Linked DNA regions of Homo sapiens: region 2 is linked to region 1. A link is a loop called in an ENCODE intact Hi-C map of the cell type or tissue named here. Cell type or tissue: B cell. All regions are shown on one strand. Links, peaks and the distances in the headings refer to the core of each region. The heading gives the core; the rest is flanking DNA. Region 1 overlaps MAD1L1 (mitotic arrest deficient 1 like 1). Region 2 overlaps MAD1L1 (mitotic arrest deficient 1 like 1).

Region 1 (12,162 bases), core at 1,496-9,495:
AGACTAGAGCCGTTTAATAAAGGTCTCGAAATAAAACCACACACTCCAAGCACCGTGTACTAAAATGTCAAGCACACAAGGAGAGCCTCCAATGGGAAGCAGAGGCCCAGAGCCCCCACCAGCCGGAGGCTCGCAGCCCTCCTGGGTGCGCCTTGAGAGAAGGCGCTCCTCGACCACCCCAGCTGGGCGGGCTGCCATGCAGAGCTGAGGTGGGCACTGGCCGACACCAAGGCACACAGACCCAGAGCAGCAGGCACGCCGCTCCCTCCAGATGGCTGAGTGAACAGCTTCATCACGGCTGGCTGGACGGATCCTGCATCCCTGGCCTGGGGCTACACGGGCGACTGGGATCAATCCTTCGTCAGGATAAACAACCAGTCCATGCCCGGCGATCAATACCCACCTTCTTGCTAACACAGAGCAGGCCCGCGAGCACAGCAGGGTCGGGGTGAGGCTGGCGCGGGCCAGAAAGTGCCAGAGGCTCTCCACCTGCAAAGCAGAGCAGAGAAGAACAGAAACTTCCTGCCCTGAGCGGGCCGGGGTGGCCATCAAAGAGCAACGGCAGGAAGGAAGCCGGGCACAGACTTCCCAGAAGGCTGCGGGGCTCCACTAGACCATGAGGGAGCCCCACAGGGATGAAAACCACACCAGACATCCAGTGACTGCATGTAACTCCTCATCACGGCCGGGAGCCCTGGCACTAAGAGGGTGTGGGCAGCAGCACCAGTGTCGCGTGGGTCACAGGCTGCAGGCCAGACCCAGCACACAAGAACACTCAGGCCCACACGTGACCTGTCAAGGGAACTCTGCCCATCAGCTTCCAACCGCTGGCCTCACTTAAGAAACCAGGAGGTTCCCAAGGGATGAGCCTCAGCTGAGGCCGGGCGGGGCTGCCCTCCTGTGGGGGCCACACTTGTAGCCCAGGCCAAGACCCAGGCCACGCATGGAGGACCAACCCAAAGTGCTGCCCGCCTGGCCGGTGTGGGCCGATGTCACTCCCCAGCCCCGACCCAGAATCGGGGACTGGGCCCAACAACAAGGTGCACTCAAGGGGGTGCCACCCGAACACAGCACGTTCGCAGGCACCCGGGGTCATCAGGCCACGTTCGCAGGCACCCGGGGTCATCAGGCCATGTTCGCAGGCACCCGGGGTCATCAGGCCACGTTCGCAGGCACCCGGGGTCATCAGGCCACGTTCGCAGGCACCCGGGGTCATCAGGCCTGAGCCCAAAGTTTAGCAGAAAGGAGAACTGAGACCCAGAGAGAATGAGGGACATCTGAGATCCCAGAGAAAGGCCCAGCTCCCAGCCCAGCCCTCCCACTCTTCCTCCCCCAGGAAGCTCTGAGCTTCCAGCATCACGGGACCACAGCACGTCATCACGCACCCAAAGATCACCGAGCTAAGGTGTCCCGCCACTCTGAAAGAACACAGTGTCGCCCCCTCTGCTTCCCGGGCCTCTCCTCGGCGGCAGGGTCGGGCTGCACTTGCCTGAACCCCCGCAGTGGTCAGCCCAAACCCCCGCAGTGGTCAGCCCGAACCACCGCAGTGGTCAGCCCGCGTGCTGTGGCCTGTGGGCCCAAGCCGCTGTCTCCTCCCGCTCCAGGCCTCGAGGTGACTGCAGCAGCGCTTTGTGATGACCTGCCTTCTCTCCCTCCGCCGTGGTTCTCCACACACACTTTCGCAAAGGGGAAATTCTTGGGTCCCCACAGGAATGCCACCTCCTGAGAAAAGCCCTTCTGCGGCACCACCACGGCGTCCACCTCTGTTGAGGTGCGTGGCAGGTGCTGGTCTGGTGCCACTGCCTGGCCCCGCTAGAAGAGCGAATCCTCCAAGGGCTGTGCCCACACATCCACGCCACGTGCACCTCACGCATCTTGCTTAGAAGCTCACACACTAGCAGACACGGTGTGGAAGAGAAGGGAACACAGAGGAAGGTCGAGAGCTTGCTCCACAGAAACGTACCGTGCCTGACCATGCAGCAGGGCTGGGTGTCCCCTCTGCCAGAGGCAGCAGACAGCTCCGGCTGAAAAGCCATGTGAGAACATTTTGGAGTGTCCCCTGTCTGGGGTGCACCTGCAAAGCCAGGGCTTTGGGGTCAGCATCTGAGCTATGCGCAGGGGCCAGCTCAGCCTGTGTTCCGGGTGCCCACACAGTCAGTGCCCGAGGGACCTAGGCCCATGTGAACTTTTCCTTTAGGAGACAGCATGGAGCCGCCCAGAGCGAGCTGGAGAAGCTGTAAAACAGCATCTTTGGAACGGAAATGTTACTCATTTTCTAAAAGCTCCACAACCAAGAGGTCCCAGCAGCAAAGAGGCTTGGTTTTCATCAAAAACGATCAAGAACAGGTAAACATCCATGAGGCACAACTCCCAGTACTTGACAGGTGCAGCATGCATCCTGGGCCAGGGTGGCACAGCCCTCCGCCCACTCAGCACTAGCTGGAGGCAGGCAGGGGGAGTCTCCGCCCAGCAAACTGGACACCCGCCCTGGCCCAGAGAGCATCTGGGGACAGATTGACTTCTTTCCCGCCTTGTCTTCTGAAATTTCAGTGCCCAAGGAACATTTTAAACAGAACTCACAAAAACCGTCTTTCATGCTCCAGCGACCTCTGCTCACGGTGCCAGGCATCAGAACCCCCGCAGGCACTGAGGCTTAGAGTCGGGCCATGGAGCCACCCACAGGTGGGGCACACCTGGAAGCAGGTGACAGCCTTCATCCCAAGCCCAGGCCAAGACCCACACAGTGTAAATGGCATCACTGGATGGGAAAGCATGAGGGTGCTGACTGCAAGGCACGTGGGAGCCTGCAGGGGGTCCGCAGTGACAGGGAACCCTCTCCAGAGCTCAGCACCAGGCCAGGGGTGGACACTGAGATGCTGGAGGAACTGAAAAGGGTGGGGCACGCAGCAGGCCCAGAGAGTCCCACAGGGAGCACCGGGGCTGAGCACTCTCTGGCATTCCCAGAACCCTCCTGGCAACCCAGGGCCAAAGTGCCAACCCTGACCCGGCTGCAGCACTCCTGCCTCCACAGTGAGATCCAGCTAACCAGGTGTGCACTGACCCGCAGCTCCCTGCGACTCTGATCAAGATGTAAGGGCATACATCACCTTGGTGAGCAGCAGGACCCGTTTCTGGAGCCTCCGGGCCAGCGCCTCGTGGGTCTCGCGCTTCTTCCTCTCCTCCAACAGCTGGCCGCTGACCTGCCGGAGCTCCTCCTGCAGCTGCTGCCTGGCCTTCTCCAGCCCCCGGGCGCTGCATGGGAGAGACAAGAGGGCAAAGCAATGAAGCCTGGGGTGACCACCCCACCAAGCCCCGCCCCACCCCAGGAACGAGCCCACCAGGACATCCTAAAATAGAGCTGCACGTGCAACCCCCTCACTGCCATTTCCGCACTGCTGAATAGCTACTTAAGGCCTTTCAGGAGTTTCTGGATTTCAAATAGACTCCCAGGGTGATCCCAGAACACGGCAGGGAGGGGGAAGGGAGCTCAACTCCACACACAATGGGAAAAATTGTCGGCGACGCAGCCCTTCAGGAGACGGGACTTCTGAATGAGCGAGATTGCAGAGCCAGCGCTTCCCCTCTGAATCACCGCAGATGTGCAGCGTGGTGCGGGGAAGCAAGCGCCAGGCGCCTGGTTGGGGGGCCTGTTCTAAAAACATTCTGTGAGGTTGAAAGCCCAGCCTGGCGCTAAGCACTGGGAACCCGAGAGGCCTCCTGTGGGCCGACGCCAGAGGCAGGGCCAACTCCAGGCTGCCCAAGAGGCCTCTCCCTGTCCGCCCCTTCGGGTGGCTGATGGTTCCTTTCAATTCTGCTTTTGAAACCTCCCTTTTCCCTGCATGGTCCCCACAGCCACTGCCTCAGTCCCTGTGCTCGTTGCCTGTCACCTACGTTACCACAATAGCCTCCCAACGGCTCTCACTAGACCCCTCTGCCACTGGGCACCAAGCTGTCTCCTCAGACAGCAGAGAGGGGCTGGGTCATGCGATTTTTAAGCCTTTGGTGGCTCCCAACCACTCTTGGTGAGCTTCCGAGTTCGTGGCCTGGCAGTAGCGGGCCTCAGGGGTTTGGATCTTGCCCCTCTCTCTCTGTCCTTCAGGAGCTGACTTGGGACCGGACAAATGACAGCGTCCACTGACCCTGACTGCAGAACCCACCCATGATGCAACGGCTTTCTGTGATTCCGGGAACCCCAGGACTCCACCTCCTCACGGGAGGGGCTCCCAGGAAGGGCACAGTGAGGCGCAGAGAGGAGAGGCTGTCCCAGGGAGAGGGTGAGTCAGGACTCCACCTCCCACATGGGACAGCCGGGCACACAGGTGCTCCCAGGAAGGGACACAGCCAGGAGAGATGAGAGGCCGCCCGAGAGGAGGAGAGTCAGGACTCCACAGTGAGGTACGAGAGCTCTCCCAGGAAAGGACACAGCCAGGAAAGAAGAGAGGCCACACCGGGGAGGGTGCGAGTCCGCGGAGGGAGGGCCCATCCCTACTCAGACAGCCCAGGCAGGCGCAGAGCGGAACGGCGCTGGAACACGGGAGCTGCACACGACTCTATTGAGTACCACAAACTTCTTTCCAAAGGAAATCTTAACTAAATCTCAAGGAAATAAAACACAGCACTGGGATAGAGAAAAGCTAACAGGGACCACAGCCCTGTGAGGCAACCATCAGGGAGAGCCAGGAGGCTGCTTGGAAACAGGAATGTGGGATGGGGCCATGACCTCCACCCTCACGTTCACACCTTCCCAGCCATTGATTGCTTCTGCTCGGCCTTAGTTGCATGACTTGAGGAAAAGTTTCATCCCTGGACTGACAGATGGCGCTTTCTTGGGCAGTGGTTTGGGGAAGGGAAAGCTTCATCCTGGGGCTGGTGGATGGTGCTTTCTTGGGCAGTGGTTTGGGGAAGGGAAAGCTTCATCCCAGGGCTGGTGGATGGCGCTTTCTTGGGAGGTGGTTTGGGGAAGGGAAAGCTTCATCCCAGGGCTGGTGGATGGTGCTTTCTTGGGCGGTGGTTTGGGGAAGGGAAAGCTTCATCCCGGGGCTGGGGGGATGGCACTTTCTTGGGCGGTGGTCTCCACTGGACTCATGTTTGAGTGAAGTGAATACGGGGTTTTTAACTGTAACTTAGTAGAAGTCTTGAAATAAAGGATAAGTTGAAAGTGAATGTGAATCCAACACTCACAGAACGTCAGAAGGGACTTGGTGGCGGTCCTGACCCAGCCAAGCATGGCGGGAACCCCAACCTGGCCACCCTCAGCCGGCCCCAGCAGAAGCCACACAAGCCCACAGACTGGGGCCAATGTACTGGCGTCCAGGACGCGGGCGTCTCATTTCAGCCGCGTGTGATCTTGTGAAATATGTAACTGATCGTCAACCCATCTACCAGAACACAGCTCCTAAAACCCTCGGGCTTTCCCGACTGAGGCCTTCCATGTGCCAATGACTGACGGTGGCTGCAGCCCCTGGGCAGCTGCAGGATGGGGCGGGACACCAGGAAGATCGAGGCCGGACTAGAGGCTCGGGACTTCAGCCCCACCCCTAAGCTGGGGAAGGAGAGGGGCTGAAGGCTGAGTGGTTCACCAATGAGCAGGGGCGGAGTCAATTATGTCCGCCTGACAAGGCCTCCATCAAAACCCAAAGGTTTCTCACCGGAGCAGGGAGCGCTTTCACTGTTCCTGGAGGGTGGTGGCCTCCATCAAAACCCAAAGGTTTTCCACCAGAGCTAGGAGAGCTTCCACTCTTCCCGGAGGGTGGCGGCCTCCATCAAAACCCAAAGGCTTCTCACGGGAACTGGGAGAGCTCCCACTGTTCCTGGAGGGTGGGGAGGGCACGGACGCTCTGCACCCTTCCCCCACATCTCGCCCTGCGCATCCATTCATCTGCATCCTTCGCAGTAAGCTTCATAATAAACTGGTGAACATACGTTTCCTTGAGTTCTGTGAGACACTCCAGCAAATTTATCAAACCCAAGGGGAATCCCAACTGGGTGGTAGGAACCCCAGTTTACAGCTGGCCGGTCAGAAGCACACCTGCGGCTCGCGACCAGCACCAGAAGGTGGGGACTGAGCCCTCACCCAGGGTCTGACAGCACCTCCAGGTAGACAGTGTCAGAACAGAACTGAGTGAGACTGAGCTGAACGGCTGGTGTCCCAGGCAGAACCAACTGCTTGCTTGGTGGGTGGGGAAACACCCCACATCTGGTCAGAGTCTTCTGTGTTGACTGCTGCGACGTGAGAGCAGAGGAAACCGTTCTGAGTCTTTCCTATCCCATCAGCCGCCTCGGAAAGCCCTACACTGACACTGGCCCCAGGTGCAGCACTGGCCAGCGGCCCCCCTGCCCCCTCCAGGCGCTCCATAACCAAAAACGCAAGACAAAATAAAAAGCAGGCACAAAGCTCATGGGAAACACATATTATGAGGCTACTTTGGGACCCAGTTCAATTTTAAACTACTCATGGGCCAATTTAATACTCAAGGGCTGTAAAATCTACTCTTGAATCACTGAATTCAGGTGGGAACGTTCACAAGTGCTTTAAATCACGGCTCCGTGTGGTCATTTAACTAGAAGAACGCCACCATTCCCTGTACTCTGCTTCAAAGCCAGAATGTGCAAAGGCAAGAATGTGACAGGTGCTGTCTTTCAGGTGACAGGCACAGCACAGGCATCTGGCCAGAGAGAAGGGTAAGGGGCTGCGCTGGGAAGCACCCTCAGCTCAGCACAGGATGGCTGGGCAGCCTTGAAGGGGGCCCAGCAAACCCACACCCTGCATCCTGAGTGAGGGTGCGCTCACATCTGTGTGGGGGCACATGTGGGGCTGGAGTCCCCCCGCCACGCAGAGCAGATGTGAGTAACGCACACCCACAGGACAGTGGCTGTCTTGCTTCAGAGCCCAGGCTCCCGGCACTTGAGGACCAGGGCTCAGTGCAATAGAGCCAGGGGCCAAGACTGGGTCCCAGGAACTGGATGTGGCCTGAGCTGCTTCCCTCAGGCCCACATCCCACTCTCTGCAGCCTAGGCCGCCTCGGTGAGGCAGGACGGCAGGCACCGAGGCGCCCCAAGCCCGGCCCTCGGCCTGTAACAGTGGCTCAGCAGAACTAGCATATCCCTCCGCCACTGCTTAAAGGGTCTTTACCTACTCCTAGCTTTTAGAGTACTGAGATAATAATGCAAAAATAGCAAAGAGTAATAATGCAAAAACTCACTCTGGGATCAAAGGGGAAGTGTGGAAACAGCTAACTAGGCTTTGTTAAAGATCTGCAGGAGTGCTGTGGCCTGGCCAAGGACAGAGCAGTTCCCGACCCCTCGGACCCTTGCTGGCACCCAGATCTCTACGATCGTCAGTCACCTCTTGGACCCAACCCCCTCCTCTTGCCCCTACCCTTAGCATAACTAGAGCCTGGGATCTGTACTGACTTCAGATGGTCTTTGTGACTGTAGGTCACCATCTCCCCGATCCGCTGGCTCCCCGAATACGCCTGCTCTTCCTCCGCCACTCTCGCCTCTCGTGTCTGGCTGTCAAGCATCGAGCAGCTGAACCTGGGCTTCCTTACAGACCCGGTCTGAGGAAATGCAGTGGCTGCAGGATGTAGCGTGAAGCGTGTGTTCTGCAGCACCCCAGAGGGTAGACAGAGGCATAGGGGCGTGGGGCTGAGCACAGGCTGGAAAAGCTCATCCGCCAGGTTGTGAAGCAAACCTCTCCTTCCTGGCAGTGAAATCCACATCATGAACGGAGATGGGAGAAGTGAACCAGAGCAACACACATTCCCGGCTGAGGGACGGCGTGGGCAGCAGAGAGACACCCACTCCAGGACCGTCCAGGTGCAAGCACTCGGGCCCGCGTCATCAGGGCCACATCCCCAAGGCCTGATGGCTGACACTGAAATCTTCTGAACAACAGAACTAGACTGTAAAAATCCAACACCAAGACGTGACAAGGAGACGACACTGTGGAATGCTCGCCAAGAACCATGTCCGGGATGTTTGCCACTCACACCTGACTGGCAGGCGAGTCTACCCAGTCTGTTCAGCACACGGGATGTGGGTGAGGACGGCCACATGCCGTTCCAGGCAGCAGAGATGGCAGCACGGAACACCGCAGCCAGCCTGGGCTCGCTGGGCCTCCATTCTACTGGGGTGGGAATCTCAAGCAAAGAAGCCACGCGTGTGGCATGAGCAGAGAATCTCACGGCGGGTGCAGGTACTGAGGTCACCGAGAGCAGAAGGAAGACCCTCAGGCGCCAAGGACGCAGTGACTTCAGGAAGCAGCTCCCAGCCCTTGGGCTGTGGGAACACGGGGCAGAGGCTGACATCATTAAAATGTAGACACTCAGAGATGGGCCCCATGGAACAGGAACTGAGGCTGCTGAGGGAGGCCATGCTGGTGTCTGCATGGGGACCCTGGAGGGCCTGGACCCAGGCCTCTGAGAACAGGGCAGCAGCCCATGGAGCTGGCACCTCTAGGCGCTACGGAATCTGCAGGCTGGCAGGCTGCTGGGAGGGGGCAAGGCCAGCGGCTAAAGAGCTGCCCCACTTGCCTGCAGGCTGACCCCGGGCCCTCTCCAGCGCCCCCAGGACAGGCACTCCCTGGCGAAGCGCAGGTGTGGGCTGCAGCCCTGGCACCGCAAAGTAGGGCTCAGAGAAGGGAGTGTGGAGCTGCGAGGCAACAACTCAGTAACCACAATGGGCAGAAGACAGGCCATCAGCAAACCAGCAAGCAGGTGCCTCCTGACACTGGAGGGGAAACCGGAGGCTGGGGGGGCCCTCGGGGAGGGGTGGCGGGACAGCCTGTGGTGTCAGAGACAGGCGGTGTCAGAGCCGGGGACGCTTCCAATGGGCAGCTGGCGTGCTCATTCGTGGTCAGCCCAGTGGGCCCGAGGTTGGGCCAACCGGGAGCAATGGGCAAGGTCACAAGAGGACGAGCAAACCAGGAACGGCCTCTGCACGGGACGTGGAGAGCGGGCTGAGCCAGAGGGGCAGGAAGGCAAGGAGCAGGCTGGCATGTGTCCATGAGGTGCCGGCGTCTCGAGAGGAGGGGAAGGTCCAGCAGAGGCAGCCCTGTCCTGAAGACCCGAGGAAGTGGCAATTAGGAGCCAAGCCCTGGAGGTGCAGGAAGGGCCGGCACAAAGTGGACGGCCCCAGAGTGCAGCCTAAAGGCCCCCCATCTAGCGTTTCAGACACCGCCAACAAGTGGTGCTGCCCACCCAGGCGTGCAGGTAGAGGCGCTCCGGCAAGATGGCCTCTGCCTCCCACCCCTCAGGCCCTGCAGGGCACCGGGACCCAGCACGCTGAGCCACAGCGGCACCAGCGACGGCGGGCTCTCCCCTGTTGGGGATGTTCTCTCTGTTCAATCCCGGCCTTTCTTCTGAGGTACAGAAGAGAAAACTCAAAAAATTAAGCCTCTAGTTCCATGCTTGGACTGAACTCTGAGGTCACTGGCATTTCCGTGAGCCTCTGGGAGTTCAGAATGAAGTTCTTAGTTCCTCAAGGAGAAGCCAGGCATGTTTATCAATCAATGGCTCTCTGAGCCAGCCTCTACTCAAAGAACAAGCTCTGAGCTTCTGAGCATCCATCTGCGCTGTGACCAGCCACTGCCGGCCACTTTAATGTGATCTTCATCAGAAACTCCCGGCCTAAGAATACCGACTTTCAAGGAACAACGAAAGGACACAATGTATCCCAAAGTGGCAGGAGACATTTTAACGACCTTCCTCAAGACACTGCTGAGCCAGCTCTTCCACGCACGACCCATTCCTCCCACACACTCTTTGTCTACCTTCTCCCAAGTCCCAGCCCACTGTGAGCACCCGCCAAGGCAAGGGCAGGCATCGCACAAACAGGCATCACTGGACTCTCCCCAGAAACCATGGGGCTCTGGAGCACAGGAGCCCACGGCGTGGCCACCGCGGGAGACAGGCTCTGAGAGAGGCCAGGACAGGTGGTGCTGGGGTCTAAGGCGAAGCAGTTGTGTGCTCCCGGGACCTGATCCGACCCTTGGGATGGTATGAGGCGGCTGTTCCCGCCCCAGTCACAAGGCTGAGTGGTGCCTGGAGTGTGGATCCACAGGGTATGAAGACGCCTCCACAGCCACGCCCGGGCCCAGGGCAAAACCAGCACGTTTTGGGCAGTGCACAGAATGCCTGTGTCGTCCCAAGTTCACCTGTGAAAACCCAGATCCCCAATGTGATGGTGACCAAACGGGGGCCCCTGAGAGGGCATTCGGTCCTGAGGGCGGAGTGCTCCCAATGGGATGCGCAAGTTGTAAGCAGCACAAAGCTCGAGTCCTCTCCCTCTGCCCTGTGAGGACAGGGGCTGGTCATCTGCAAACCAGGAAGAGAGCCCTCCTCAGACCCGGCACTGCCATCCTGCACTCCTCAGCTCCACAGCTGTGAGAAACGGACGTCTGTTCAGATCCCCGACTATGGTACTTTGTTAAGTGAGCCCGAACACAGACGGTCTCCTAACCCATAACGCCCAGACACACTGTTCACACATGGGCATGGGGTCACACCGAGGCTTCCGGGCTGATGACTGCCCCAACACAGTTATGACACAGTGAGCCCACAGCACAGTTAGCCTGCAGCACAGTGAGCCCGAGACACAGGTATGACACAGCGAGCACATGGCATGGTGACCCTGAGACAGGGTTACGACTTGGTGAGCCCGCAACATGGTGAGCCCAAGACGGTTACGACATGGTGAGCTCACGGCACAGTGAGCCTGAGATGGTTACGACACGATGAGCCCGCAGCACGGTCAGCCTGAGACGGTTACAACATGGTGAGCCTGTGGCACGGTGAGCCCAAGACAGGGTTACGACATAGTGAGCCCACAGCATGGTCAGCCCGAGACAGTTATGGCACAGTGAGCCCGCGGCACGGTGAGCCCGCAGCATGGTGAGCCCGAGACGGTTATGACACAGTGAGCTCACGGCACGGTGAGCCCGAGACAGAGTTACGACTTGGTGAGCCCGCGGCATGGTGAGCCCAAGACAGAGTTACGACTTGGTGAGCCCGCGGCATGGTGAGCCCGAGATGGTTACGACATGGTGAGCTCGCAGCACGGTGAGCCTGCCAGTGGCCTCAAGGGTTAAGATGTAAACACAGCCGCATGCACGGTGATCCTCAGTGATGACGTCTGGCATGAAACTAGGAAAATACTAATAAAATTGTATTCGAACCTTGGCAAAATCTCTAAAAGCACCTTTATTCTTAGCTATCTGAGGAACATAGATCAAGACCCACCCACAAGTATGATTTTTAATCATCTCGATTTTACAGATGAGTAAATTCAAGCCTTGAGCGACTGAGTCATGAGCATGAAGCCACCGTGTCCCCCAGGACACCACTGTACTGACCTCCAGGGTCTCCAGGGCCATGCCTTGAGCACCCCCATAGGGCTGGGGGGAGACGCCCCAGTCGGGCCAAGCAACAGCACTGCCACACAGGTGACACGTTCCATGTGTCTCTCAGGAAGAGAGCAAGTGCACGGGCTTGGCTGAGCCAGCGGTTGGGAGGGCTGCGACCCAGCGGGGAGCAGTGAACTCTAACTGGTGGCCTGGAGCAGGTACACGAGACAAAAAGCAGTGCCGTTCTGCAGGAGGCGCGCGGGAGCAGGAGACAAGGATCCAGGAGGCTAGCAGGGAGCAGAGGACAGGCTCCAGCCCCAGTGGACAGCCTGCCCTGCTCTGCTCCGGAAGCACCCACAGGTTCTGAAAGAGGATATCGCTGGACAGAACAACCTCCCAAACCACACGTGCTCGTCCTCCAGTCACAAGAACTGTACACAGAGCTGTGTTCACAGGCGCCCGTCGGGGAGCCTCGCAGCAGCCTGGATCTAGAGGCAAAATTTTAAATGGAGCACGAACTGGTTTCAGAAATACTCTCCCGGAAGGCCAGGGTTCCCAGACAGGGCAGAAGCAACACTGAGCATGTTCAGGCATCCACATTCGCTCCTTGCTAAGAGGGAACACCGGGGAAGGGCCCCCACTCACCACAGAGAGGAGCCGTCTCTGCCATCGAAGCCCCCAGCTCCGGCCTGGAGACCGGCACGACAGACGCAGGCTCCTTGTGTATCTGAGGAGCCGCCTGAGAATGGGAATCAATAGCTGCCTCTGCAGAGAGGCAGGGAAACAACTGCCCTGGGACCTACAGGGTTGAGAGGGTC
Region 2 (12,162 bases), core at 1,568-9,567, 140 kb before region 1:
GCTGGGATTACAGGCATGAGCCACCGCGCCTGGCCGTGACAAAGTAATTCTAAAATTAACTTAGAATAATAAACAGGTAAGAAAACCTTTAAGTCAAAAAAAAGGATAAATGAAATTAAAAAAAACAAAAGATCTGAATACAGACCCGATTTTGCCTAAGTTTTAATAAAGATGAAGGTATAAATCTACGGGGAAGGAAGGATTCTGAGATAAATGGCCCTAGGGCAATTGTTTAGTGATCTGGAAAAAAAATCAATTTAGATCTCGACCTCATACCATACACCAAAATAAGTTTCAAGTAGATTAAATCTTTAAATATAAAAATAAGCTCAAAGAGCCCAGAAGAAAATAGAATTATTTATCAAATCACTAAAGTACTTACTAAGCTTAAAAGCAACGGAATTAACAGATAAGAGAGAACCTGAAGACGAGGGGTTCAGGTTCTGGGAAAGATGAAGAAACCAATCAGCCCTGTCTCTCCCTGAGGCAGCTCTGACGATGGAGGGAGTGCAGCCAGCAGCCGACTACAGACCTGGAGAGCCACAGGCTGCAGGCGGGCTGAGGTCGGAACCCAGAACCACTAGCATCACCAGCCCAGCGGCGAGCGCCCTGCTTCCAGCTGCGAGAGACATGCAGCTGGACCTGGCCGCGCCGCGTCTTTACTGCGCTGCACCCCACGAGCCACGAAGGCAGAGTCTCCATTCACACAGACCTCCCACGCCTCGCCTCAGCAGCTTGCCGTTGTCGGCGTGCTGTGGTGTTAGTGATGCCTGCAGATTTCATCTTCAGAAGAGTGAACAGAAACGGCATGTTTTTAATTTCGGTTTCCACATGTGCACTGCTATTGTGTAATATTTACAGAACTACACAGACACACGGACATATTTCTCATAAAGTGAGCTCAGCAAGGTTGCAGGATACAAGAGCCACACACAGAAATCCCGGGTGAACTCGCTCGACTCGTTTTTATCTTGTGATTTTCGACATAATCACGCCACCTGTGAAGAGGAAAAGGGTCGGTCCTGCCTTTCCAGTCCGTGTGCCTTCGACCTCCTCACCCTGCTGCCCATCTGGGGCTCTGGGACATGGACCAAGGCGGTGAGAGGGAAGGCCTCTGCCTGAGTCGGCGTTTCCCAGTCCCTCACCAGCCAGGTCTGCGGTGAGCTGCACGGTTTCTGCAGATGCTCTTTGGCAAACTTGGGGGTTCTCGGCTTCTCCTGGTTTGCCGAGTTTCCCCATGAACGTGTGTTGGGCCTCGCTGACTGCATTTGTGCATCCGTTGGTTTGGCCATGTAATTTTTCCTTTTGGCGAGCTGACGCGATGGATTGTACCAGCTGACGCTCGACACCAACCCAGCCTTGCACTCTCAGAAAACAGAAAATAGCCCCGCAGTGTTCTTCAGTTTTGCCACTGGTTTTGAAGTTGGGGTAAATGCTTGCTTCACAGAGTGAGTTGGGAAGTGCTCCCTCTTCTGTTTTCTTGGAGAGTTTTGGCAAATTGGTGCTAAGTTTTCTTTAAGTGTTTGGTAGAATTCACCAGAAAACCATCTGGGCCTGGAGATATCCTTTTTTGGAAGCTTTTTGATTGTGGATTCAGTTATTTAATGGTTCTAGGATTAATGAGACGATCTATTTCATACTGGGTGAGTTCTGCAGTCTGTGGTTGAAGCTTGCTGGAGTTTCTGTCACTGGTTGGGTGTTTGCCCTGGTGCTACCCAGTCTGGACTTGGGGACCCCTAAAACCTGGGAGTGAGCACAAGACGCACACAGCTTGTCAAGAGAAGCCTGAGAGGCAGTGTGGGAAATTCTGTCTGTCTCCATCCTCTTCTACCCTGACACCCAGGCAATCCTGCGCTCTTCCGCCCCGGCACCCTGGCACCCCCGCGCTCTTCCGCCCCGGCAGCCGGGCAACCCCGCGCTCTTCCGCCCCGGCACCCGGGCAATCCTGCGGAGGTACAGCCACAGCTGGACAGACGCCTAGAGCCCAAGAGTGGGCCCCTCCCTCCAGACAGGGTGCGTGGGGCATGTCCTGCCCTGTTCCAACGCTGTGGCTGGCGTTGGCCGTGAAGGCGGCTGTGGCCGTGGGACTGACTGCACAGCACAGTGGGCAAGCCTTGCCTGGCTCTGTGGCCAGAAGGCAGTGAAGGGAACCCTGGGTCACCTGGGAAGTGCTGGGTGCTCAGAGTGGCTCTGGAAGGTGCCCTCTAAGCTGGGCATGGGGCTCTGACCCTAATCAGCACCCCACAGGTGTGAGAGTTGGACTCTGAGCTAGACCACACCAGGACCCAGCCAGGACTGTGGAGGACACAAGGTTCAATGGCCTGGGAAACTCGGCAAAGAGCCTGAAATGGAAGTGCCATCAGGAAATGCTGAAACCAACAGAAATTTACATTCTCCAGAGAACTTAAGAAAGACCTAGAATCTCGGGATATTCAAAACATCCAGAATGCAATCTAAAATTAAGCAGCATGAAAAGAACCGGGAAAACAGAAACCTGCCAGGGAAAACACGACCAACAGGCGCCAAGATGACGGAGATGCTGGAATTATCGAGTGAGATTTTAAAGACGCTCCAAGAAGCAAGTGATTGGAAAACACAGACTTAACTTTTCACAGTATCTTAGAGATGATGCCGTGCCACTAAGCTTGGTGTAGAAAGCACATCACCACAGGAGTCCTTCTCGCGGCAGGGTGGCAGGCATTACACCCACACACGCTGGAACCCAGCAGACAATGTGGGCACATGAATTCCTTCCCGTCCTTTAACTTAAAACACCACCACACTTGGAGTGTCTGAAAGCCTCTCTCATCTGCACGGAGGGGAAAGGGGAGATTTCTTTGAGTGACTGCAGGTTGCTCATCAGAAACCACAGAAGCCAGAAGATGGGGAAACAGTGTCGATTTTTAAAGTGCTAGGAGACAAGAACCACTCTCCCAGAACCCCACATCCAGCAATGGTATCCTTCAGTAACGAGGTGGGGTGAGGACACTGCTGGGCAAGCAAACGCTGAGAGAACCTACTCTAAAGAAGCCCCGAAGGAAGTCCTGCCAAACCAGAAATGATCCCAGGGGAACCCAGGAACGCCAGGAAAGAAGGAAGAGGCAAAACCACAAACTACTTTTTGCCTCTTATGTTTTATAAAATAGGCATGACAGTTAAGAGCAAGAATTGTAATATTTCTTGGTGGGGTTTTCCACATATAGAGAGTAAGTACATAGGACTACTACAACATAAAGGGAGGCAGGGAGAAGCCTACGTCGTGGTGAAATCCTGACGTTTCCACCTGAAATGATAAAATATGAATTATAAGTGCACCGTGAAATGTTAAGCTTGCACATTGTAAACCACAGAAAAATCACTTTAAAAGTATACAAATAGATATAATAAAGACATAGATACATCAAAATGGAGTATAAAAAAGGCCAAATAACCTGAAATAGGTAGGAAAGAGAAAACGGGAATAAAAAATGGAGGACAAACAGAAAACTAATCATAAAATGTACCTAAATCCAAATGCATAAAAAATTACATTAACTATAAATGGCCAAAACACATCTATTAATCGGCAGAACACACATACCTATCAGGTGCACATGGGACATTTTGAGGTTATCAAATTATCAGCTACCAAATAAACTTTAAATTGCAAAGAAAGTGAATCGTAGAAAGTGCGTTCCCTCAACATAATGAAATTGAACAGAAATTACCCAGAAAATCAGGGAGAGACACTTTGAAATTAAAAAGCATCCTTCTAAATCTGTATGGATCACAGCAGGCATCCTAGTCTATTGGCGGCGCTATCACAGAATACCTGAGATTAATTTATAACGACCCGAAGTTTATAGGCTCACAGTTCTGGAGGCTGGCAAGTCCGAGATCAAGGCACCAGCTTCTGGCAAGGGCTTTCCTGAGGCGCCATCACATGGTGGACGGCAGGAGGGCAGATACAGAGAGCCAACTAACAGAAGCCCCTTTTACAACAGCACGAATCCACTCACCAAGGTGGAGCCCACGTGACCTCAACGCCTCCCAGGAGGCCCCACCTCCCAACACCATCACTCTGGGATGAAGTTTCCAACACGTGGACTTTGGAGGCCACGTTCAAACTATGGTACATCTTAATGGAAATTTGAAAATGTTTTGAACTGAACACACATAAAAATACAACATTATCAAAATGTGTGAAATGCTGCTAATGCAGCACTCAGATGCAAATTTCTAACACGGAACGCTTACGTTGGAAAGCAGAAAAGATCTCAAATATGCAATCTAATCTTCCACCTGAAGAGGCCAGAAAAAAAGGAGAGCAAACTAAAACTAAAGCAGGCAGAAGGAAGGAAACACAAAACTACAACAGCAAAATATCAATGAAACCAAAAACTAGGTCTCTAAGGAGATCAGTGAAATTTATACATCTCCAGAAAGGCTAACAGACAAAAAAAGAAAAAAGAAAAAAAAAGACATAAACGACCAGTATCAGGAAGGAAGGAGTACCGCTACGAACCCAGCAGGCACGATAAAATCAGCGAGGCAAGAGCACAGACAATTCACTGCTCATACATTTGATCACAGATATAATGAACCAGTTCCTCACAATAAAAAAAACCCCAAAACCTACATTCTACCAACATTCAGCTGAGATGAAAGAACTCACTATTCCTGTAATGATTAGAACCTGCCACAACCACAATCCCTAGGCCCAGATGGTTTCACCAGCAAATTCTACAAAACATTTAAAGAAGTAACACCAATTCTATATAATCTCCTCTAGGACATAAAAGGGGGAATACTTCCAATTCACTTCATTCATTACGTGTATACTACAACCAGACAAGGGCAGTACAAGAAAGCTACAGACCAATATGAACACAGACGTGAAGATTACTGACGATGTCAGCAAGATGAACTCAGCAACATGTAAAAATACTATGCCATAACCAAGGGGGGGGTTTATTCCAGGAATGCAGAGTTGGCTCAACGTTGGAAACTTCCCAAAAAAATCACAATGACACACTGTCAATCACACTAACGGTGTAAGGGAAAAAAAACATACGATCCCATCAATTGATGCAGGAAAAGCATCTGACAGACGCCAACATCCTACATGATAAACACTCTCAGCAAACTAAGAATGGAAAGAGCGTTTTCAGCTTGATAAGGAAAAACCACAAATAAACTGCAGCTAGCAGCACGCCTCATGGAGGAGGATGGACTGCTCTCCCTGCAAGGTGAGGAGAAAGGCCAGGATCTCTGTTGCCCCATCTCCTACTCAGCACCATACTAAGGTCCTAGACAGGGCAACACAGCAAGAAAACAAAATAGAAGACATATGGATCTTAACAAAATAAGCAAAACTGTCCCTATTCACAGGTGCTATGACTGCAAAGGATTAGAAAACAAAATCAAAACAGCAACTAACCCAGATGTAAGAAGTGAGTTCAGCAAGGTCATGGGTTACAAAGCCAGCATAAACATCCGTCATACATCTACACACACGCACTGAACACCTGGGACCCATAAAAACAAGCCTACAAATAATTACATAGCTCCAACACTAACAATAAAACCAACAAAACCATGTGTATTTCTAACAAAAAAGGGGTGGGTGGGTACGGTGAAAACCACAAAATGTGGATGAAAGAAAATAAGAAGAACGTAAATAAATGGAGAGCTACATTGTGTTCATGTATCGGAAGACTCACTGCAACCAAGATGTAGATGCTCCCCAGACTGACTGACAGATGCAGTAATTCCTCTAAAAATCTGAGCAGGCGTTTTGCAGGTAAAGACAAGCTGAATGTAAATCTTGTCCATAAAGTGGGGGATTGTGCTGCTGATTTCGAGACTTACTACGAAGCTACAGTAATCAATACCGTGGGGTGTTATTAACAGCAAAGGAACAGACGCTTAGATCAAGGGAACAGAAGAGAAGGTGTAGAAAGAGACCCCCATAACGCATGGCCAACTGGTTTTGGACAAAGGTGCAAACATAATTCAATGGTGGCAGGACAGTCAGTTCAATAATAATGGCACAATTGGACATCCATATAAAAACAAAAAAGAAAAGTAGCTTGAACTCAAGCTCACACCATGGGCAAAAACTAACTCAAAATGGGTCACAGATTTAAATGTGAACTTAAAACCTTTTAGTAGAAAACAAGAAAAAATATGTTTGGCCTGGAGTTATGCAGAGAGTTTCTGGATCTGACCCCTATAAAAGAAAACCTGATCATCAGCATGCACCCAGATGAAAAGCATTTGCTCCGAGGAACACAGGGTCAGAAAATGAAGAGGCTCGTCACGGGCTGGGAGAAGATATTTATCAGCTATATACTCAACTTGGATTCACCCCAAACTCAATACTAACAATTCAATTAAAAAATAGGCAGCACCAAGCAGCACGTGGGGGGCAGCTACTTCTCCAGACAGTGGAGAGCCACCAGCTCGTGCCCGAGGCCTTGGCTGACGTCACATCACTTCTGTCTCCAGCACTACAGTCGGAGCCCACGACGGAACACCTGCCACACCTGCTGCTGCTCCCCACGACCCGCCGGTCCCTAGAGGAGCCCATGACGGAACTCCCGCCACGCCTGAGACTGTTCCCCACCACCCGCCGGTCCCTAAAGGAGCCCACGACGGAACTCCTGCCACGCCAGACACTGCTCCCCACCACCCGCCAGTCCCTAGAGGAGCCCACGACAGAACTGCCACACCTGACACTGCTCCCGACGACCCGCCGGTCCCTAGAGGAGCCCACGACGGAACTCCTGCCACGCCAGACACTGCTCCCCACCACCCACCAGTCCCTAGAGGAGCCCACGACAGAATTGCCACACTTGACACTGCTCCCCACGACCCACCGGTCCCTAGAGGAGCCCACGACGGAACTCCTGCCACACCTGAGACTGTTCCCCATGACCTGCAGGTCCCTAGATGGCAGGACCCAGGCAGACGATCTCAGCTTGGCACAGGACTGGGCCAAACAGGCATGGTCCTGCACTTCAGACGCCAGCCCTTCTTCTCCAACTCCCACTAACTGCCGAACAGGGCTGGAGCCCCTGCACCCCCATCCCATTTGAACCGCTCAGCTGTCGGCATTGCACGGTGTTTGTACTGAGCAAACAGAGGCGTGGGCAGGTGGCGGCCCTGCCCAGGTGGCACGGGGTGGGGGCATGACGTAAACACAGGCCTGTGCCACGTGAGAGCTGGGCACTGATTTCTGGCCGTGGGAGGGCACAGCTGGCTTGGCACTGCCAGGCCAATGGGTAGCTCTCCACAGTGCTTGTCCTGGTGGTCCACGGAGCAGCCATTAGGGCACCTCACTGAGGCCACCTGTGGGGCCAGCGCCAGCCAAGCAGGAAAAGTGTGAGTCCTGAGACTGCAGAGGACACGCGCCGATACAGACAGAAGCAGTGCACAGGACGCAACAGAAAGGCAGTCACTGCTCCCGTCCTCAGCCCAGGCAGGGACACCAAACCAGGCCTCCCCTCGAGGGCACCCTCCTCCCTGAGGCCGAGCAGGTGGATTCCAGGCAGAGCAACTCTGTGGCCAACCATCTTCCCCTCCCTCCTCCCCTCCCGGGCCTCCCCTCTTTTCTTCCACCTCCTCCCTTCTCCTCCCTGGTATCTCTTCTCCCTCTTCCTCGCTCCTCCATCCTCCCCCTGCCTCCCTCCTCCCCAAAGACACCTCTAGGATCAGCTGTGCCCACACAGGCAGTGACAAATTTGATCACCTTCAATGTGCTGCTAAGATTATTTTAATATTAATGCATTCCCTAATTAAGCTGCAATTAACAATCTCCCTGGCCCAGCCTGGACGTGGCAGGGGGGCTGAGTGAGGAGTCAGAGCCAGCACGGGAGGCCGGGCTTTGGGGCTCCTATCCGCCAAGGGCCCGTGCCGATGGCAAGGGTTGTTTAGTGACTGCCTTGTCAAAGACACCAGGAAAATCACAAGGGTGTTCCTGCCTGAACTTCCGAGCAGGGACTCAGATCCCCGAGAGCAGGGGCCTCTTTATGTGTTTCTGTGTCTTCTCTGACCGGAGGTCTGGGGCCCACACCAGAGACAGCCCTTGGGGAAGCCGTGGCAAACACGAAAGGGAGCTCTTGACTCTGCAGCCCCGCTGCCACGTCCCCTCGCCCATCCCCCACTGCCACGTCCCCTCGCCCCGTCCCCACTGCCACGTCCCCTCGCCCCGTCCCCACTGCCACGTCCCCTCGCCCCGTCCCCACTGCCACGTCCCCTGCCCCGTCCCCACTGCCACGTCCCCTCATCCCGTCCCCACTGCCACAACCCCTCATCCCGTCCCCTACTGCCACATCCCACCACCACGTCCACACTGCCACGTCCCCTCGCCCCGTCCCCCACTGCCACGTCCCCTCGCCCCGTCCCCACTGCCACGTCCCCTCATCCCGTCCCCACTGCCACAACCCCTCATCCCGTCCCCTACTGCCACATCCCACCACCACGTCCACACTGCCACGTCCCCTCGCCCCGTCCCCACTGCCACGTCCCCTCGCCCTGCCCCCACTGCCACGTCCCCTCATCCCGTCCCCACTGCCACAACCCCTCATCCCGTCCCCTACTGCCACATCCCACCACCACGTCCACACTGCCACGTCCCCTCGCCCCGTCCCCACTGCCACGTCCCCTCGCCCCGTCCCCACTGCCACGTCCCCTCGCACAGTCCCCGATGCCACGTCACCTCGCCCCATCCCCCAATGCCATGTCCCCTCGCCCCGTCCCCAGTGCCAGGTCCCCTCGCCCCATCCCCCAGTGCCACGTCCCCTCGCCCCATCCCCCAGTGCCACGTCCCCTCGCCCCGTCCCCACTGCCACGTCCCCTCGCCCCGTCCCCACTGCCACGTCCCCTCGCCCCATCCCCCACTGCCACGTCCCCTCGCCCCATCCCCCACTGCCACGTCCCCTCGCCCCGTCCCCACTGCCACGTCCCCTCACCCCATCCCACCACCGTGTCCGCTCACCCCACCTCACCGCTGCGTCCCCTCGCCCACCCCACTGCCACGTGTCCCCTTGCTTCGTCCCACCGTCACATCCCCTTCACCTTGTTCCTTGGGGGCCCTGATTCCCCAGAGCAGGAAGAGACATCTGCTGACCCCCGAGATGCTGGGTGATCAGGGTGTGAGGGGACTCCCCTGGGACTTGCTTCCTGGTGGGACACTGGGCGCTGTCTCAGGCCACGCGGCTCCCCCTTAAGCCAGTGACAGGCCTGCCATCTGCAGACCTGCTGGCCTGAAGCCCTCACAACTTACCCTGGTCTCTCTCGTGACCCAGGAGACCCACCCCTAACCCATGCTCAGGGCCAGCCAGGCCGGGGAGGAGCATCCGTCTCTGTCTCAGGCTCACACCTGCCATCTCACCCTTTGCAGGGACTGTGCAGGCAGCCTACCCACGGTCACAGGAGCGAGGGCGCGTCGTGGGGTCCACGTCAAGGGTCTGCTGACACCACGGGAACACCCCCAACTCCTCACCCCACCCACGGTCACAGGAGCGAGGGCGCATCATGGGGTCCATGTCAAGGGTCTGCTGATGCTGTGGGAACACCCCCAACTCCTCACCCCACGCACGGTCACAGGAGCGAGGGCGCGTCGTGGGGTCCACGTCAAGGGTCTGCTGACACCACGGGAACACCCCCAACTCCTCACCCCACGCACGGTCACAGGAGCGAGGGCGCGTCGTGGGGTCCACGTCAAGGGTCTGCTGACACTGCGGGCACACCCTTGCTCCTCATCTGGAGAATGGGGAGGGGACAGCCCTCTCTGGCAGCAAGCGGCGTGACCTGGACTTTTCTCTTTTTAACTTTAGATTTACATGCACATGAGTTAAGAGCCCAGGAATTCTGTGGGGTGTGTCAGGGAACAGCGGTCTCCACACTTCTCATTTCCTTCCTTTCTCTCCAGAGTCCACCATGTTCACCTCTCAGCCGATCATGTCGGTATTAACTGCATTTCTCTGGAATACACATTCTGTGGCTCCTTCTGGACTTGAGCGCTCGGACGTCCTGCTGACTTCCCGAGAGACAGCGAGGCTTCAGCTCTCCCTCCCTCCCACCCTGCAACACGCGTCTCCCTCCTCCTGGTCCCCTTTCTTAATATGAGGCTCAGGGCTGTGTTCAGATCAGGCCTCAGCTCCCTTACGACTGTGTGAGGCTGCTCAGGGCCAGCTCAGAATGCAGGACACTGCTGCTTCTGCTGCTTCTCATGCAACTCTGCTGTCCCCAGAGCCAATGGTCGTCCTGCTTCCCACGCACTCAGCCTTCTAGGTGCTCATGGCTCTTGGCAGCCATCCCTCTTTGCCAGCTGTCTACACAGGTGCTTCCCAGTCTTTTTGTGCGGGGCAGCAAACCTAAAACCTGAGAAATGTGTGTGGCACGCAGGGAAGGAGGAGGCTGCCAAAGAGTGACCCAGGGACCTGGGGACCAACGTCCATGGCAGCCCACGCCTGGCACACACGTGTGGAAAGCTCCGGTCCGCATCATGACACCCAACGCACCAGGTTCTGTCCTAGAATCTCTGGTGGGTTCCAGCCCCCGCTGGAGGCTGCCCAGGCTGGGGGCTTCCTTCTCTGCTCTATATCCCAGAAACTCTGGCCCGTTCTGGCCCCTGCCAGCTGCTCCCCAGGCCTAAGGCTTCCTTCTCTGCTCTATATCCCAGAACCTCTGGCCTGTTCTGGCCCCTGCCGGCTGCTCCCCAGGCCTGAGGCCTCCTTCTCTGCTTCCGCGGCAGAAGCCCCTGTGGTCTGCTCTGCGTGCCACAGCCACACTCTTTCCTGGTTTACTCCCTCATCCTTTGGGAGTGCATCCTCTGCCAGCTTCCTGAGAGACGGTGCGGGGCCGTCAAGTTTTTAAGGCCTTGAACCCTGCAGATGCCCGTACTTCTTCCTTCAGACCTGATGTGGGGCTGGGGGGCTATGAGATCCCGAGATGCAGGTCACTCTGCTAGAAACTCGGAGGTGCTGCTGCTAGGAAACGCTAGATGACTGATCCCGGATCCTTTGACAAGTGACCTCTGTGTTTCTTCTCTGAAGTTCTCAGGGTCTTCCTTTCGTCCTGTGTCCTGAATCTTCATGCTGCCGCACACTGTGCGGGTCTATCCCCAACCACAGACAGCCCAGTCTGAGCCTCTCCCGGGAGGCAGGGAGCTGCGTCCTTCCTTCAGGGAGACGTCCTTGAGGCACTTCTGTTATCATCTGCTTTTTCCCTGTTCCCTCCTTCCATGTTCCTGTTGTTCAGACAGTGGGCTGTACCTCTAATGTTCTTACTTCTCTTCTCCTGTTTTCCATCTCGTTGTCTTTACTTTCAGACTTTCTCAACGTTACTTTACAAATCTTCTTAGATTTCCATTCACTGTTCCCTACTTTTGCCTTCCCCCTGCTCACTGCTTTCTCTTGGTGTGTGTTAAGCTGCCCTGTTGTTTGGTTGCTGAAGCCCCGTCTTCTCTCTGAGGAGATCCAGGAGACAGTTTTTGGAGATTTTCTTTGCTGGGACAGTGGGTTCCCTCCCCGCTGACGCTGTGTTTCTCTGCGTTTCGCTGTGCTCTGTTTTCCCTGCTCGTTTCCTGTCCTTTCCCTTGGGCTGTCTGACAATCCCTGGGTATCAGCTCCTCACTAGGGGAGGGCACTAGGGGCCCAGGGATACTCCGGGTAGGAGCATGGAGCCGTCTGCCACGGTTTTCCCCAGGGAGCGATCCATGGGAGCTGTCGAGCTGGGGAACTGCCAACGCCAGGTCCTTCTGGGCTGCTCGGATACACAGGGAGGTCTTTCCACCATAGCCTACAGGGTCACACCTGCTGCCCGTGTTCTGCAGGGCACGTGGCGGGGGTGTGCGATCCAGGCCCACACCTGCATCTATCAATCCGGGCTCAGTTCAAGCCTGTTGTCCTGACTTGGGTCTGTCCAGGGACCTTGCCAGCCCTCTCCAGAGCAGCGGTCCACAAACGCGCTGAGCATCCGCGTGGTCTGTAGGGCTGCCTAGCACAGACTGCCGGCCGCCCCCAGGCCTCTGGCTGAGCAAGTCTGAGATGAGACCTGAGAATCCACATTTCTAAGAGGCTCCCAGGGAGGCAGCGGCCGACCTGGGTACTGCACTTTAAGTATCACTGCTCCAAGAATAAACTGCTGGCTTGTTTTGGAGTCTTCATCTTTCCC

What was found. A loop is a pair of places that touch in the nucleus more often than their neighbours do. Peaks named below come from ENCODE experiments on the same cell type or tissue, not always from the same donor. Only the 100,000 strongest peaks of a DNase experiment are listed, where the experiment ranks them.
Region 2: a loop joins it to region 1, with 2.3 times the contacts of the local background. A loop is called at or near these places in 2 of 110 quality-filtered maps.

Annotation. Positions count from the first base shown.
Region 1 is chr7:2,066,087-2,078,248 of GRCh38, forward strand. MAD1L1 (mitotic arrest deficient 1 like 1) reads right to left here. Exons shown (of 19, transcript NM_001013836.2): 12 at 3,108-3,252. Among named protein-coding and RNA genes, the nearest start is that of SNORA114, 17 kb to the right of the region's middle. RefSeq lists enhancers at 3,527-4,082, 4,083-4,637, 6,123-6,272, 6,810-7,363, 7,383-7,883 and 1 more. In B cell, for the core only: no CTCF peak of the experiment used is centred there; DNase peaks (open chromatin) are centred at 5,355 and 6,115; H3K27ac peaks cover 987 bases.
Region 2 is chr7:1,921,584-1,933,745 of GRCh38, forward strand. The region is part of intron 17 of MAD1L1 (mitotic arrest deficient 1 like 1); the gene reads right to left. Among named protein-coding and RNA genes, the nearest start is that of MIR4655, 83 kb to the left of the region's middle. RefSeq lists enhancers at 9,129-10,077, 10,331-10,500. In B cell, for the core only: no CTCF peak of the experiment used is centred there; DNase peaks (open chromatin) are centred at 4,518, 5,468, 6,558 and 6,958; H3K4me3 peaks cover 924 bases; H3K27ac peaks cover 3,153 bases.